Linked DNA regions of Homo sapiens: region 1 is linked to region 2. The links are chromatin loops, found by intact Hi-C in ENCODE. Cell type or tissue: ascending aorta. All regions are shown on one strand.

Region 1 (8,000 bases), 120 kb after region 2:
AGGTCCAATACATACAAAATAAGCAAAACAAAGGCAAAAAAGGCCAAAACAAAGATTCTTGGGGCAGAAAGCCAAGCTATTCTTTTGTCATAATCTCTCTCTCAAAAGAAGAAACCTGAATAAACTTTAGTTTTATAGCAAACCCAATATACTAAAACATCTTGATAGGTTTCATGTGGTCAATACAATGTGCAAAAATTTTAAGTTCAGTCAGTCGGTGTTTATACAAACTGCATAAAACATCACAATAAAGTGTGACCTATTTTTATTTTTTTATAACTCACTTTCTAAAATATAGTCTCCAGAATATACTTTTTTTTTTTTTTTTTTTTTTTTTTTTGAGATGGAGTTTCGCTCTTGTTGCCCAGGCTGGAATGCAATGGTGCAGTCTCGGCTCCTTGCAACATCCGCCTTCTGGATTCACGTGATTCTCATGCCTCAGCTTCCTGAGTAGCTGGGATTACAGGCGCCCGCCACCACCCCCAGCTAATTTTTGTATTTTTAGTAGAGACAGGGTTTTGCCATGTGGGCCAAGCTGGTCTCAAACTCCTGAGCTCAGGTGATCCACCAGCCTTGGCCTCCCAAAGTGCTGGGATTACAGGCATAAGCCACCGCGCCTGGCCTTTCAAGTACACTTTCTTTGAGATAGGATCCCAAGAAATAACTTACAAACAACATTATTCACGCAAAACCATTTTAGGTCCAATCCTCTAGCAATGGAACCATATGACCCCCTTTCCACTCAGGGCAACATTTCAGATAACCAGTAACTATTAAACATGGCATTAATGAGCTGCAATAAACATTACTCCTATAAAAATCATCTGAAACTGGCCAATTTCAATCATCCCTATAGTCTCTTGAGAAAAGCTACTTACACTAGGCAATAGTACTATTACCCTACGGTTGTAAAAATGTTGCTTCCAAGCTTTACATATAAACATATCCCCGCTCAATCCATCATCATAAAGAAATATGATTGAATATTTTTATATTAGCATCTAACTACATATAAATATCCTGATTTTATACTAAGATACCTCATAATGGTTGACTTTAAGTTTAAAATCAAGCTCTCAATTAAGTTCTGAACAAAATGTATTACCCAGCCCTATCTACTAGACCACAATGTAATTCAACCAATTTATAATAATAATAACCAGGAATTAATTAAATGTGGAACTTCTTTCTGTGACAAAAACAAAGAGGAGCAAACTTCTTTACCTACAGAATGCATTATCTTTCTGATCTTAGCCTCCTAGTACTTAGATTTTGATGACCTTCAGACACTTTTCCAAAACCATATGATATGATACACATACTCCAAGAAATAAAGGAAAGATAAATAGAAAACTCTACAAGGAGAATGCAGATTTCTTCCCTCGCCAACCGTAGTGCTGTAGTAATTGTGGCAGATACTGGGGCCATCCTCCTCTAACTTCAATTCCACACTCCACAAATGACTAGTTGTGAGATCCTAGGCATGTTAGTAAACCTTTCTCTGTGCCTTGGTTTCCTCACCTGTAAAATGAAGAAAGCAATGGTAACAATTTCACAAGATTGTCTGAGGAAGAAATTAGTTAACATATATAAAATACTTAGAAGAGTACCTGGCACATGGTTGGCTTCCCAGCTGGGCTAGCTGAGATCATTACTATTACATCAATGGCAGCCATGGTTGCCAGGCCCTCTCCTACCCCAACTGTCCCTGCTATTCCTGTTATATTTCCAGTAAGTTTAAAGAACTAGATTTTTCCATGAGTACAGTTAGTCCTGGATAAGAATACCCAGACAACCAAATGGTAAATACTGTAGCCTGGGCGGGGGATGGTAATTCTGGTTTTAAACTTTTATGGGTTATATATGCCAAAAAAATCATTTACTACAGGTAGGCAAATAAATACTGAGTTCTCACTGACTAAGGCCAGGCAACGGTTTACTGCTGCAGAGAACTACACAGAAATCTACCTTTCCACTCACAAAAGCATTCTGTCCTTCCCGTCTCTCTCCATTTCCACTACAATGCCGAGTGAAGCTGTTCAGTGTTGAACATGTACTCAATAAGCAACACAGACCAGAATGGTAAGTGTCCTGTGCATGCCATGTGCTCACTGAGTTTCATTATCAGCAATGTTGTTTTTCCACCCACTCAACCAAGGTTTCTGAAATTTAACACACAAAACAATGGGTAATTGCAAGGAATGCCACATCTTTTCCATGGGCTCTGTCCGCAGTTCATGCAGCGAATACTAGACTTTGCCAGAAGGTACTATTACTGTCAACTTATAGAAAGTGACTAAACTGACAACAACAAAAAAACCCACTTTATTTTCACCCTTTCATATACAATAGGTTTGTAACCCTAAAACTAAGAGACAGTTTATAAAGTAATCAAAACTCCTTCATATGTATCAATTAGCCTTTTCTTAAGGGATTATCCAGGTGGAATAAAACTCTGTCACCCATTTAATAACACATTATAAATGTATTCTATGCTTTTATTTTTGTCTGTGCATGTATGTATACATGCACAGAAATGGACCATGAGTTGGAAACTCAGAGTTCTATTTTGCTCAGGAGAAATAAAAAATATTCTCACAATTCTATTTGCCAAGGCAGCCTGGTTTATTTATGAAAACTTGGCCACAAATGGTCAGAATAAAGGCATTTCAATGGGGCTGTCTCTTTATTCCTTTTTCTCTGCTCTTTTCTCACTCTCCTTAAGAAGCGTCTCCGGTGCATGCTTGGTTTCTAAAGGTCTGATGAGACTATGGATGCTACAGTGAATGCTGAAGTCTGAAAGAAATATTTCTCTCTCCCTCGCTTTGAGTCAGAAAATTCTGAACACAAGAGGATCCATTCAAGGCATGATGGAGTGCCTCACAGAGGCAGCAATATGTTCACAGTTGGCAAACACAGATCTGTTTGGACAGTGAGTACAGCCATCCACTCAGCAAACATCAGCTTTCCTATTAGTTCACAGCAGAAAGAACGAGACGCTGGCGGCCCTTCTTTCAGACTCCAACACCACTTTGGGACAAGCCTTCTAAACAAAATGCCTTTGTCTGACAGTCACAATTCAGTGGGTCCCAACGGCTTTCTTAGAAGCTATGTCTGTCTATTCACAATCACATTCGGGCCCAAAAATCATTTGTAAAAGTCTGAAGGGAAAAAAAGTGACGGGAAATACCCCAATTTCATTGTGTAATAAAAGACAAGGGGTGCCTGAATGGCTTTACACCAATCACTAAGAGCAGCAGCTGGAAAGGTATGAAATGTATGATGGATTCTCATGGGATGTCTCTCCCCTTAGGTGCTTTTGGGAGCCTGCCTGTTGTTACCACTGCGATCTGGAAGAACACCAAGCATAATCTTTCAAAGAAAATCAGCGAAAAGATAAAGCAAATCAAAGGGCAAACCTCCTATTGAGTTTCATTCTTATGTGAATGTAACATCCTTCCCCATAAGGTTTCAAAATAAAATGCTTATGCAGTTTCTTAAGAATTGATGGCTCAGAAAGATAGAAAAACTGGCTAGGATGTTCTGTTATACCAAAATTTCACCAAATCCTCAATGTCATAAATAAATAAATTCAAAGAGAAGACAAACCGATGTCCTGTCTTGCTTTCTCCCGCCTTTGGGCATGAATTTGCTATCTGACCACTTGCTCCTACATACCTGACAAAAGAAACCCATCAGAATGACATTTTGTTTAGCATTAACACAAAATCCAAAATTTTAACAAGAAATTACAACATTCTCCTTTTAAAAATATGAGTAAGTGCCACAGGGGAAGGGGGGCAGGGAGAGAGACAATGTCCTCCAGGATGTTAGAGTGCCCACAGCTTGTCACATATTTTTATTGCTAAGTATTCATTCCCACTTCTATATATATCGAAAATAATGGGTAAATTTCAGAATCCACAGAACTCCCCATGTAATATGTTTTTAAGGACAAACACTCAGGAAAACTACTGCCAGCCCATGGCCGGCTTTGGTACAGCTCACAAGCTAAAAATGGTTGTCACATTTTTAAAGGGTTGTAAAAGAGTATGCATCAGAGACTGTATGTCTGCAAAGCATGTTATTTACCATCTTGCCCTTTACAGAAAAAGTGTGCCACACCCGCAGCAAACTATTAAAAAGGCTCAAGTAATAATTCTTAATTTTGTTTAAGCCAAATCATGAATGTGGAGCAAAATTATGAATGTGCTTTCAGGCAATCTCTTCCAGGGGTCATGGACCAGAGACTCAGGGGAAGGTGGAATGACCGCCCTGAGAACAGAAGGGTCTACACGGGAATCTACTCATTCAATAACAGATGGTTAATGAGACCATTCTTAAGACTTTATAAGAAGACAAATCTTGCATCCTTTGGGAAAGAGACCAATACACTGTTCCGTTTGGAGAATTTCTAACTTACAAAATTAGGAATAACCACTTGCCCTTACAAGGGGGTGTTAGTTGAATCAAGTGTGTCAAAGGATATGACAGAAAGTATCTAACAGGGGACGGGAGGGATCTTTACTACTATCATGTGTAGTTCTCTGGTCTTCTTGTAGAATACACAAAAGGAAATACTGGCCGAAAAAAAGCCAAAGCAAGGCAGAAGGCTTTATAAAATTCTTACTTTTTCTTTCTACATGCACAAATACAACCTCATACAGACCAGTCTGTATTGCTTAAGACTAAAGATTTCTGTGTTTTTCAATGAATAAAGGAAAGACGCCTTTTTGCAGGGAATGCTTAGCCCAAATTTCTAACTTACAAATAAAGAGTCATTAAAGAGAGGGAGGAAAAAAAGGGTACCGGGAAATTCTAGATGATGTAACTTCAAGTTCCTGCCTCATGATGGCCGACTCAACTCAGTCTGGAAATCTGGCATATGTGATTTGCCAGCTCAACTGCAGTTGCCTTTTAAGGAGCTCAAAATTTCATGCACTCAAGGGTTTATTTGTGAAGCCAGTCACTTTTTAGGAACTAATCATATATACATAATATTCTAAGTACAACATGTATCCAAGTTATTACATCATGCAAAAATGCACGAAGTAGAGCTGCCAGATAAAAGAGCACACCCAGATAAAGTTGAATTTCAAAAACACAGCAAATAACTTTTCATACCAGCATATCCCAAGTACTGCATGGGACACAATTACACTAAAAAAATGCTGTATATCTGAAATTCAACTTTAACTGGGCATCCCGTAAATTTATTTCCTAAATCTGGTAACCCTGCCATGAAAACATGAAGGCTATTCTGATATCCACTAAACAGCTGCCATCTTGTAACACGCCATGGTCTGGAGTTGGAGAAATTGCTAAGGGTGACTCAGACTCTCATTAAGTCAGCATTTCGTGCAAAGAATGGTCTAGAAAGATAGTTAATACCCACCAGGAGATTCCCATTGCTTTGCTTAGACAACCACAGGGAAATAAAAGGCCCATGATAGGGAAATCCTCTAGAGCTTACAGTACTGCTACCACTTCTCATGAGGTCACACTGAACAAAAGAGCCCAGTGGCAGAAGAACACTGCTGGGGAGCTAACTAAAAGGCCCACTCCACCGCACGTACGCACGCATATCCCATGTCCCTAATATGTCCAAGTAGTAGTGTTATTGTTTGTTTGTTGTTATGGGAGAAAGAAAAGAGGAAAAAAAACCTCACAGACACTCCAGGGTCTGGAGAGCAGCCAGAAGCAGGGTGGAAAAACTCCACCCTGCGCTTCCCCCACTGGGGCTGCAGCTTTCGTGAGAGGGCACCATGCCAGAACCCAGCCATTCTGGTAGGTTTCCAATGGAAGCGCTAACAGAACTTCACCGTAGGAGCCATTAGAGAGGCTGGCTGGGGCAGGGAGCTCTGAGAATATGGCTGGCCAAGTATTCAAACAGGAATAAGATAGTAAGCATAAAAATTCTGAACCACTGTTCAAACAAATCCATAAAGAAGTTGGTTTCCATTAACAAGTGTTATTCAAACTCTAGCTTTCTGCCCACATATGTGTACGGCAGAGATATTGAAAACAATTGCCACAAAGATAGCTCTTTTGTTAAAAATTAAACAAAAGAAAGGTACTCGGGTGCTGGGTACCCTTTTGAGAAAACGCTTCAAATTCTCTTTCCCCTCCCAAACAACAAGATCCATTTTTACCTAGTTTTCAGGTACAGTTTTATTTTTCAAGCTAGGTCACTTATCTGAGGGAATATACCATTGCATTCATTTGTTTAAACTACGGCTCAAATGACAAAAACAATTACAGATGCTCCTCCACTTAAGAGGGGGGTTACATTCTGATAAACCCAGCATAAGTTGCAAATATCTTGTCAAAATTGCATTTAATACACCTAACCTACCAAACATCATAGCTTAGCCTAGCCTGGCTTAAACACACTCAGAACACTTACATTAGCCTACAGTTGGGTGAACGCATCTAACATAAACACTATTTTATAATAAAGTATTGAATAACTCATGTAATTTATTGAATACTGTACTGAAAGTGAAAAACAGAATGGTTTGCACGGGTACTCATATGGTTTTTGCCAAATGCATATCACATTTGCACCATTATAAAGCCAAAAAATCACAAGTCTAACCATTGGGGACCTTCTGTATACAGCAGGTCTTTGAATAACGTTTCATTCAACATCATTTCATGATAACATTGATAAGAGAAAACAAAATTGACTCCTGGCCAAGGCCTCTGTGTGGAGTTTCCCCGTTCTCTTCTCCTCATGTCTGTGTGGGTTTTCTCTAGGTACTCCAGTTTCCTCTCACATCTGAAAGATGTGCACATTAGGTGCACTGGTGTGTCTAAACTGTCCAGTCTAAGTGAGTGTGGGTATGTGTTTGAGTGTGCCCTGTGATGGAATGACATCCTGTCCAGGGTGGGTTCCATCTGTTCCTTGTAATATCAGGATAGGCTCTGGCCCCCGCAACACTGAACTGGAATAATGGGTTAGAGAATGAATGAATGAATGAATGAATGAATGAATACAAAGTATTGTAAAACAGAAATGTGTAAAGTATATGGTAACCATACAAATGCACGAAACACAAAAGCGCGCAGAGAACCCACCATATTTATTGTTTGTTTGTAAACTGTGTGGTGGCAGGAGATGTTCCTCACAATTTTCACTTCGCAAACATTTATTCCTTAATTTAACCTGCCACCACCATGACTGCTGTCACTCACTCACTGGGTAAATAATTGTCTTCCTTGTTTTTATCAATCTTTCTTAAATGTGTGTATAGCTCACATTTATTTCCATGTTTACCATTAGAAATGTTTGGGGTCTTTGTTTAGAAGTTTGGTGATGTTTTGGGGGCCTAAAATATGCCACAGGAATTTAATTCTATTTATATCAATTAGCCTATGGTAAAATTAGTTTCATTATACATCATTTTGCTTAAAATAGCAGTTTCCAAGAACCTATTGATGACATTAAGAAAGGATTTAACTGTATACATAACATTTTCCTTGGTAAGTTCAATAGTGTTTTCAAAAATAAAATATTCTAGCCGGGCGCGGTGGCTCACACCTGTAATCCCAGCACTTTGGGAGGCCGAGGCGGGCGGATCACGAGGTCAGGAGATCGAGACCATCCTGGCTAACACGGTGAAACCCCGTCTCTACTAAAAATACAAAAAATTAGCCAGGCGAGGTGGCGGGCGCCTGTAGTCCCAGCTACTCGGGAGGCTGAGGCAGGAGAATGGCGTGAACCCGGGAGGCGGAGCCTGCAGAGAGCCGAGATCGCGCCACTGCACTCCAGCCTGGGCGACAGCGAGACTCCGTCTCAAAAAAAAAAAAATAAAAAATAAAATAAAATATTCTAAACAGCTTCCCTTGGAATATTAAAAATGAAAATGGGCCAAGCATGGTGGCTTACACCTATAATCCCAGCACTTTGGGAGGCTGAGGAGGAAGGATCATTTGAGGCCAGGAGTTTAAGACCAGCCTGGGCAACAAAGTGAGACCCTGTATCTACAAAAAAAATT
Region 2 (8,000 bases):
TCATCTCTAACATAAAGGCACTACAGAAAATTCTGTAATTGAGACAGGTAATTTACTGTACCTGTGGTTTTTTTGGTTAATAAAATAAAAAAAGGTCCTTTCAGGCACAAGACGATGCTCCAGTTAACGATCACAATTTCTAAGATCCTCCTCCTTACTTAGATTGGCCCAAACTGCCCAGCCTGATCAACCAAGAGTCTACTGCATCCACAGAGGGGTCACTGGCTCTGAAAATACACAGCCTTTCCCAGTAACTCCTGAGCACCTACAGACCCGTCTCTGCAGCTGAGTGTGCCATACAAGGCCCTCTCCAGCTGTATCTTTCTTGCCATGCAGTGGCCTCCAATACCTTCACAAGTACATTCTAGTGATGGTGTTTCTTCACTGATTGCTGCTACTGGTCACAAACCTTTGAATCATTTTGTCCACGTCTGCTTTGCTCATAACAGTGCTTTGGACAAACTGGGAGCTCAATCAATGCTTGCAGGGTGGAAGTGAATGATAAGCACTTGGAACATTGGTTGAATTAATCTATGTATATTACAGTCACTCTAAGTTTCTTGTCAGGCTAGAAATGTATTTTGAATGCCTTCCTAGCCTTATGTGATACTTCAAATTCGTTAAAGTAAAAATAAAACACTCTAGTGGGGTCTCGTATTAGGTTCAACAAGTAAGGAAAAAGTCTAACCGCCCTATGCCACACTCACAGGCATGTAATACTCTTATCAGTAGTTTGTTAGAATATTTCCTACCCATATCCACATTATCTTACTATCTTATCCATGTTCATGCAAAAGAAAACCATAAGCTAACATTGAGTGGATCTTAGCATTCTAACTGGACAGGCCCAGGGCCTTGAGCAATGTGTCTGAAGTTCTCAATTTATTTCACAAAAAACAAAGCAAGCACATTTTTTACGTAAACAAATTTAAGCATCTCCTTCCTTTCAGCAGGTCTCCAAATACCACTAAAACACATTCCAGGTGGTTTTAATTAAAAATAAAATGAACACACCACTAGCCTGACTGTTGCTACGGTGAGCACATTAAAAACAACCACACTGGCCGGGCGCGGTGGCTCACGCCTGTAATCCCAGCACTTTGGGAGGTTGAGGCGGGCAGATCACGAGGTCAGGAGATCCAGACCATCCTGGCTAACACAGTGAAACCACATCTGTACTAAAAATACAAAAACAAAATTAGCCAGGCTTGGTGGCGGGTGCTGGTAGTCCCAGCTACTCAGGGGGCTGAGGAGGGAGAATGGCGTGAACCTGGGAGACGGAGCTCGCAGTGAGCCGAGATCGCGCCACTGCACTCCAGTGTGGGCGACAGAGTGAGATTCCGTCCTCCTGCCCCGCCCCGCCCCCCAAAAAAATCACACCACATTCATCCTCCTCAAAGGAACCCCTTCCCCACCCACCTCCTAGAGCCAGGAAGCACCTTTCCCAATGGAAGGGAGTGAGAGTTCTAACAGTCTTTAAGATTGAAAGTTCATTTTATCAAGGGTTCAAGGTGCATTCAGATGCAACTTGGTGGCCGAGTTGGGGGTGTGCAGCAAGTAAAGCCTGACATTTCTCAGTTGCTCCTTGAGTGAACTCACTATGTGGCTGGCATGTCACACACTATGCTTACTTCAACCTTGAGTGTTGAGGTTGAGGAAGATGATTTATTCAAATGCATACACTTGAATAATTACACCCAGCATCCGATCACACTCTATGGGAGCCCTGGTATGTGTCGTATCCATTTCAGGCTGTGGCATGATCTACCTTCTTTCCTCCTCTATTTCTGAACTCAGAGTAAGCAGTGCAAGAAAGGCCCATCCTGCCATGGCGGAAGCTCTCATCCCTTCCAAACCCCGTGTTGGCTCCCCTTTAATGCCTCATTTTTCCTATTTCTTTATTTGGTCTCCTTTCCCCTTTTCTTGTGCTTAGAACTGTAGCCAGTAAAAAAAAAGTCAGTGTTTCTTACTAGGTTAATTTGCTTTAATACAGTAGAAACCAGACTGTTTGTGGCTCAAACGAGAAAAAGACTGGGGAGGGTTCGAAGGGGAGAAATGACTTTTAAGAGAGCCAGAGCACTCACGCTCACTAAAGAATTAGGAGAAGGGGAACTGTGTGACCTTCAAGACATCTTCCTATATTGCTAACATTTAAAAAAATTCTACTTGTGAAAGAAGTAAAAATGGCGCCAGTGCACTCCAGCCTGGGCGACAGAACAAGACTCCATCTCAAAAACAAACAAACAAAACATAAATCTTGGAGTCAGGACCAATTGTTAAAATCAGGAACAACTGCTATATAAACTACAACCCATATAGACAAAGCATGCCGAATTTTCTATCATAACAACTTCCAGGATGTACTACTATGTGCATAAACTTAGGGACACCTAGAAAGATCCAGAGTTGTTAAAACCCTGGAATTCAGTTTTGGAAGCATTGTCTGTAGAGTCTGTAGAGGTAAGAATACAAATATTTGACAGTTAAAAGAATTAAGGCTTATTGATGAATTTTTAGAAGTCATTGAGAATAAAACAAAAACAAGGGAAAGTAGGTTAAAATATTTCAGACATGAGAGAAGTTTTGAATAAAAGAACATATTCATGTATAACATGAAGTTTAATACAAAAGGCATATCTGGGCGGGGTGTGATGGCTCACGCCTGTAATCCCAACACTTTGGGAGGCTGAGGGAGGTGGATCACTTGAGGTCAGGAGTTCGAAACCAGCCTGGCCAACATGGTGAAACACCGTCTCTACTAAAAATACAAAGACATTACCCAGGCGTGGTGGTAGACGCCTGTAATCCCAGCTACTTGGGAGGCTGAGGCAGGAGAATTGCTTGAACCCGGGAGGCAGAGGTTGCAGTGAGTCGAGATCACGCCACTGCACTCCAGCCTGGGTGACAGAACGAGACTCTGTCTCTAATATAAAATAAAATAAAATGCATATCTGGAAAGAAAAAAATTAATGTTCACAAAAGTCACTGCAGTACAAAAAGTGATCTGCAGCTGAGAAGTTAACAAGTGAACTGGAGAAGGCCACTGGCTCCAGTGATCCGATGCCAGCGTGCTGGTCTGTCTACTGCGCCAGGCTCTCCGACGGCTCTGGAGCTTAAGCATTAGAGTAGAGTAAGTCCGTGTTCAAAGGCATAGAAGATTTGGAGAATCTGTTCATAAAACAAGATGGGTCCCAGGTTGCAAATAGCATTTATAAACAAAACATTTTCCTGTTCTTGTTGACAGAAATGGAGTTAAAAAAGAAAAGAGCTAATGCTTTAGAGGACTGAAAGATTCATACGAACTGACAGGAGTGATAAAGTGAATGTTTATCATTGTTTATCAGAAGTTAAATATATCCAAATCATTCCTGTCAGTGAAGTTTTAGAGATGGTAAATGACAACTTTCATATTTTATATGCTGTGTGGCTCCCAGAGATTTTGAGAGATTATAATCTATGGCACGTTCCCGCCTTTAAAAAATCTAATTTAGACTACACAGGATTACTGAGATACGCTGACTTGACTTCGGAAACTTAGTTGTTAATAATTTAAATTCAGCCTTGTTCAAAGTTCCCTACTAAAATATGGCTGCAGTAGAAATGGGTAACATCCTGACACTTTTCAGACCTGTTGTCATCAATGATCTGGTCACACACAGGCAGCAGGGACAGCCATGACTTAGGCCTAATCCTGGCCAGCTACGGCTGCTAGGCCACTTGTGGTGTGTCACACAGAGGAGAGTAAGAGCTTTCAAAGGGGCTGCCAGGGCCTGGGAGTCAGCTGGTCCGCAGGGCTGAGGGAAGAGACTCCTAGCTGCACTCCGCTTCTCTGCGCGTTGGTGGGTCAGGTTCGCAGCACATGAGCAGTCAGGATCAGAACCTCTAAGGTGACACTGGAGTCCCTGTTCTCAGCGGGGTATGGAAAAGATACTTCACCTGAATTAGAGAAACTGGTCAGAGTGAACACCATTGATCATTCTGGAACAGACCTAGCCACTGGGCTACTGACCTCACTGGACATGAACCAATATAACCCCAGCCAGTTCTGGCCTAACTTTCTACTGCCAGTGTCTGTGAGCCAAAAAAAGGGCAGATTTTCAGGGTGCACTGGCTTGTTTCCATTTTGCAACCTTGGGCATGCCCAAATGCTTGTTTCTGCAGCTCAGACCAAGTTCATTCAAGGGCAAGGTTAATCTTTCTTTACTACAATGTGAAGAAATCTTGGAGTACAAACCAACTGTGTGCAGACAAACCTTGAGGTGCTCAATCTGGCGCAGGATGACGCATTGCAAACGTGGGTTGTTTCCTTTCCCAAGCTGAGTGTTCCTCTTCGCACTCAACCTAATTCACAGTTGTTGCTTATCTATCTTCATTCCACACCCAGACCTAGCCTGAGAGCACCAATTCATCACCCTGGGGTAATGTTTTCCAACCAGGGACGAGGGTGTTTTGTCTACCACTTCTGGTCAAAACTGCTCTCCAGGAAAGGACTTGGCTCGCCAGTAAGTCGACTCATATTCACAGCATGCATCAGATCAGCCCTTCCCAAGCCTGGGAAGGGAGAAAGGGCTTTGCCTCTTTCTCCTTTCCAATCATCAAACAAAAATACATTGGGTATTATCCACATTCTAGACACCACTGGATCATCTTACTCTATGTTCCGTCCAGTGTGCCTTGCGCAAACCTGTCCCCTGATGTCATCATAACTCTTACCACAGAGTTCACCTGCCCTAAGCTGGACACCTCATTTATCTGAACCTGGGTAAGTGCCTCTTTCATTTCAAGATTCACATACTAAAGGAAGTCATCACCTTTGGGGGGAAGTCCCAGCCTAGTAACGCTTAGAATACTACATACTCTATGAGCACCTGCCTCCCCTTTGCTTCATCCTCATCCTCACTCACTTTTTAGAAGGGTCATGCATTTTTGGTTTCAAGTCCTAATTAATAATGGGAGTCTAGATATTGTTCTTGTTCCTACAGGGTCCTGCTAAATTCTGAAGAATGGCAATAACCTCCAACTTTTTGCCAGACTATGAAAGGCCCCAAACACAGAAAAAAAGGGGCAAGAGAAGGGAGCTTGGAGAGTATATAAAAAGCACTATGTGGCTACATAGCAGAGAATGATCAACCCCTGAAAACATCTCCAAGATGTGATTATAATCTCCAGGACAAAGACTTTTTCTTTTTCCCCCCACAAGGGAGAAATACTGTTTCCAAATATTCTACTTTTTGTGTGTGTGTGTGAGAGACAAGGTGTCTCACTCTGTTGTTCAGGCTAGAGAGCAGTGGTACAAACAGACCATAGCTCACTGTAGCCTCAAACTGCTGGACTCAAGGGATTCTCCTTCTCAGCCTCCTGAGTAGCTAAGATTATAGGCATGCACCACCACACCTGGCTAAATTTTCAATTTTTTTCTTTTTGGTAGAGATGGGCTGATCTCGAACCCCTGGCCTCAAGCTATCCTTCCACCTGAACTAGGCTTCCCAAAGTGCTGGGATCATAGGTGTGAGCTACCATGTCCAGCTCTGCCATTCTCCAAAATGAAATTTGGAGATAAATTATAAATATAAAATATTTTGAATATTTTAAGGAACATCTTTATTTTTTCTTTTACCCCCTTACTACCTACTTGAATATTTTTCAATTTCTTTCAAATTTGTAGTTAAAAAACAAAAACTGTCTGTTAAAGATTTTAAATACATTTATATTCCCTGCAAACAAACAAACAAACAAAAACTAAAACACTTTGCTGCACTATCATGAGTCACCTGAGGGAACAGAATACACGATCCTGCTTTTCAAGTACAACTGAGGCAGAGACATTAACTGGAGATAAACAGTCTGTTTGGGTTCCCTGCCCTTATCACTAAGGGAGCAGGCAGAGTGATCTCTTCCATCTGCTAGCTGAGAAGATTGGTATTTGAGAGCCACTGAGGCATGTCTCACTGGCTGGCTGAGTAGCACTGGCTATGAGGTATGAGGTCCATCCTGTCACTGTATTTCTGGGTACACATTTGCCCCCACTCTCCCTGTCTCCAGAATACTCAGAAAAGAATCAGGGATGGGAAAAAGAGTTACGTTGTACTTTTAAAGTATATGACCTTATATCTAACAGTCTTAGGTTATAGTACCTAAAAAACTGTATGTGCTATACAAAGATAAAGAAAAAAATATTTGTTAATGGTTTCTCAGGACCAAAAGGAGACAAGAGAAGGCTTATACCACAAGTGGTTACTTTAAACATGTCTAAAAATTCTGTGATTCCCTATCCATTGAGAAACAAAGTCTAAGTCTATGTCCCTTTCCCTTGAATGCGGGTGGTCTTGTGACTCTCTTGTAACCAAAAGGCTGGAGTGGAAATGAAGCCAAGGCTGGGTGTGGAAAGGTGTTACAGCTTCTAACTTTTGCTGGGACACCTGATTTTCGATTCTCACTACCCTGAAGCTGCCACGCTGTGTGGGAACCCCAGGCCATGTGAAGAGCCCCAGATAGGTCCAGTCCAAAGTGAGCACTGATGCTAGACTTGTGAGTGAAAACACTGCCAGAAGATTATTCCAGTCCCCAGCCAATGAGCCCTCCTCGCTGAAACTCTAGATATGATAGAGCACAGAGATGCCACTCCCCAGTGCCCTGTCCAAATCCCTAACCCAGAGTCCACAAGCATAAGAAAGTGATTGTTTGAAGCCTCTAAGTTTTGGGGTAATTTGTTATGCAATATTACACTCATCTATTTTGAAGTCTATATACGTTTATAGCATGAAGTTTTACCCCTCTGAATTTCTGCAAACTTTTATAAATTCCTCCTACACTGTAAACAGCTAGAAGGTGGGGGAATGTAATGTGCATGCTAGCATACAAAATAAATGTCTGGCTGGGCATGGTGGCTCACGCCTGTAATCCCGGCACTTTGGGAGGCCGAGGCGGGTGGATCACCTGAGGTCAGGAGTTTGAGACCAGCCTGGCCAATATGGTGAAACCCCATCTCTACTAAAAAAAATTTATAAAAAATAAATAAATAATAAACATAAAAAAATAAAAATACAAAAATACAATAATTAGCCGGGTGTGGTGGTGCATGCCTGTAATCCCAGCTACTCAGGAGGCTGAGGCAGGAGAATTGCTTGCACCCGGGAGGCAGACGCTGTAGTGAGCCGAGACTGTGCCACTGCACTCCAGCCTGGGCAACAGAGCAAGACCCTGTCTCAAAACAAAACAAAACAAAACAAAAACAAAAGCAAAATAAATGTGTAACATATGATGGGTCCTATTTTCTACATGCACTTAGTACATGCCTTTTCTTTCAAAGCCATCCACCAAAGTAAGGACCTCTCTGAATAATTTTAAAAGTTATTTTTGTATAAGCTAAAAATAGAACCAGACTCCTAGACGATAAAGATCAACCAAAATTGCCAATCAACAGCTATGCAGTTACTTCATCTTACAGAATCACATTTTAGATTGAAATAAGACTTTTAATAATGCTATCCCAAACTTAGAGAACTCTTGGGAGATTTTTAAATCCAGACACGCAATGGTCTCTAGGGGACAGTTTAGGTATGACATAGCCTAAAACCACAGGAGTCAACAAAGAAAAGAACATTTCAAAGGACTTCCTCATGTAACCAGCTTTCCACCTCTCTCTCTGGGTATCTGTTTACAAACATACAAGAGTTCCAGTGAAGAAACAAATTTACAGATGGTCTACCTACTTGAAAACTGGCAGCTAAGTATATAAAAAGTATTTGATTAAGATCATAAAATGCAACTAATATTTAGAGTATGTTTAAAAATATATTTGTTGTGTTGATTTGTAAAAGTGTGTAGTTGAAAGACTGAAAACAACAACAAAAGAACTTTTTCAAGTTAATTTTTCTTCTTTACTAACTTAGTATCCTCATAAAGCTTTCCTCAGTACTTGGGAAGATGAATCCTCTAAATGGGCTGGTTTCCCATTAAGGAACACAACTCATGGCTCATTCTATACATGTAACTCACAC

What was found. A loop is a pair of places that touch in the nucleus more often than their neighbours do. Peaks named below come from ENCODE experiments on the same cell type or tissue, not always from the same donor. Only the 100,000 strongest peaks of a DNase experiment are listed, where the experiment ranks them.
Region 1: a loop joins it to region 2, with 2.7 times the contacts of the local background. A loop is called at or near these places in 7 of 110 quality-filtered maps.

The regions. Positions count from the first base shown.
Region 1 is chr3:172,199,000-172,206,999 of GRCh38, reverse strand. All of the region lies in intron 3 of FNDC3B (fibronectin type III domain containing 3B), which reads right to left. Among named protein-coding and RNA genes, the nearest start is that of FNDC3B, 160 kb to the right of the region's middle. In ascending aorta, CTCF peaks have their summits at 3,816, 4,017 and 4,794; DNase peaks (open chromatin) are centred at 4,889 and 5,699; H3K27ac peaks cover 5,979 bases.
Region 2 is chr3:172,320,766-172,328,765 of GRCh38, reverse strand. All of the region lies in intron 11 of FNDC3B (fibronectin type III domain containing 3B), which reads right to left. Among named protein-coding and RNA genes, the nearest start is that of GHSR, 120 kb to the left of the region's middle. In ascending aorta, no CTCF peak of the experiment used is centred here; DNase peaks (open chromatin) are centred at 3,745 and 4,335; H3K27ac peaks cover 6,824 bases.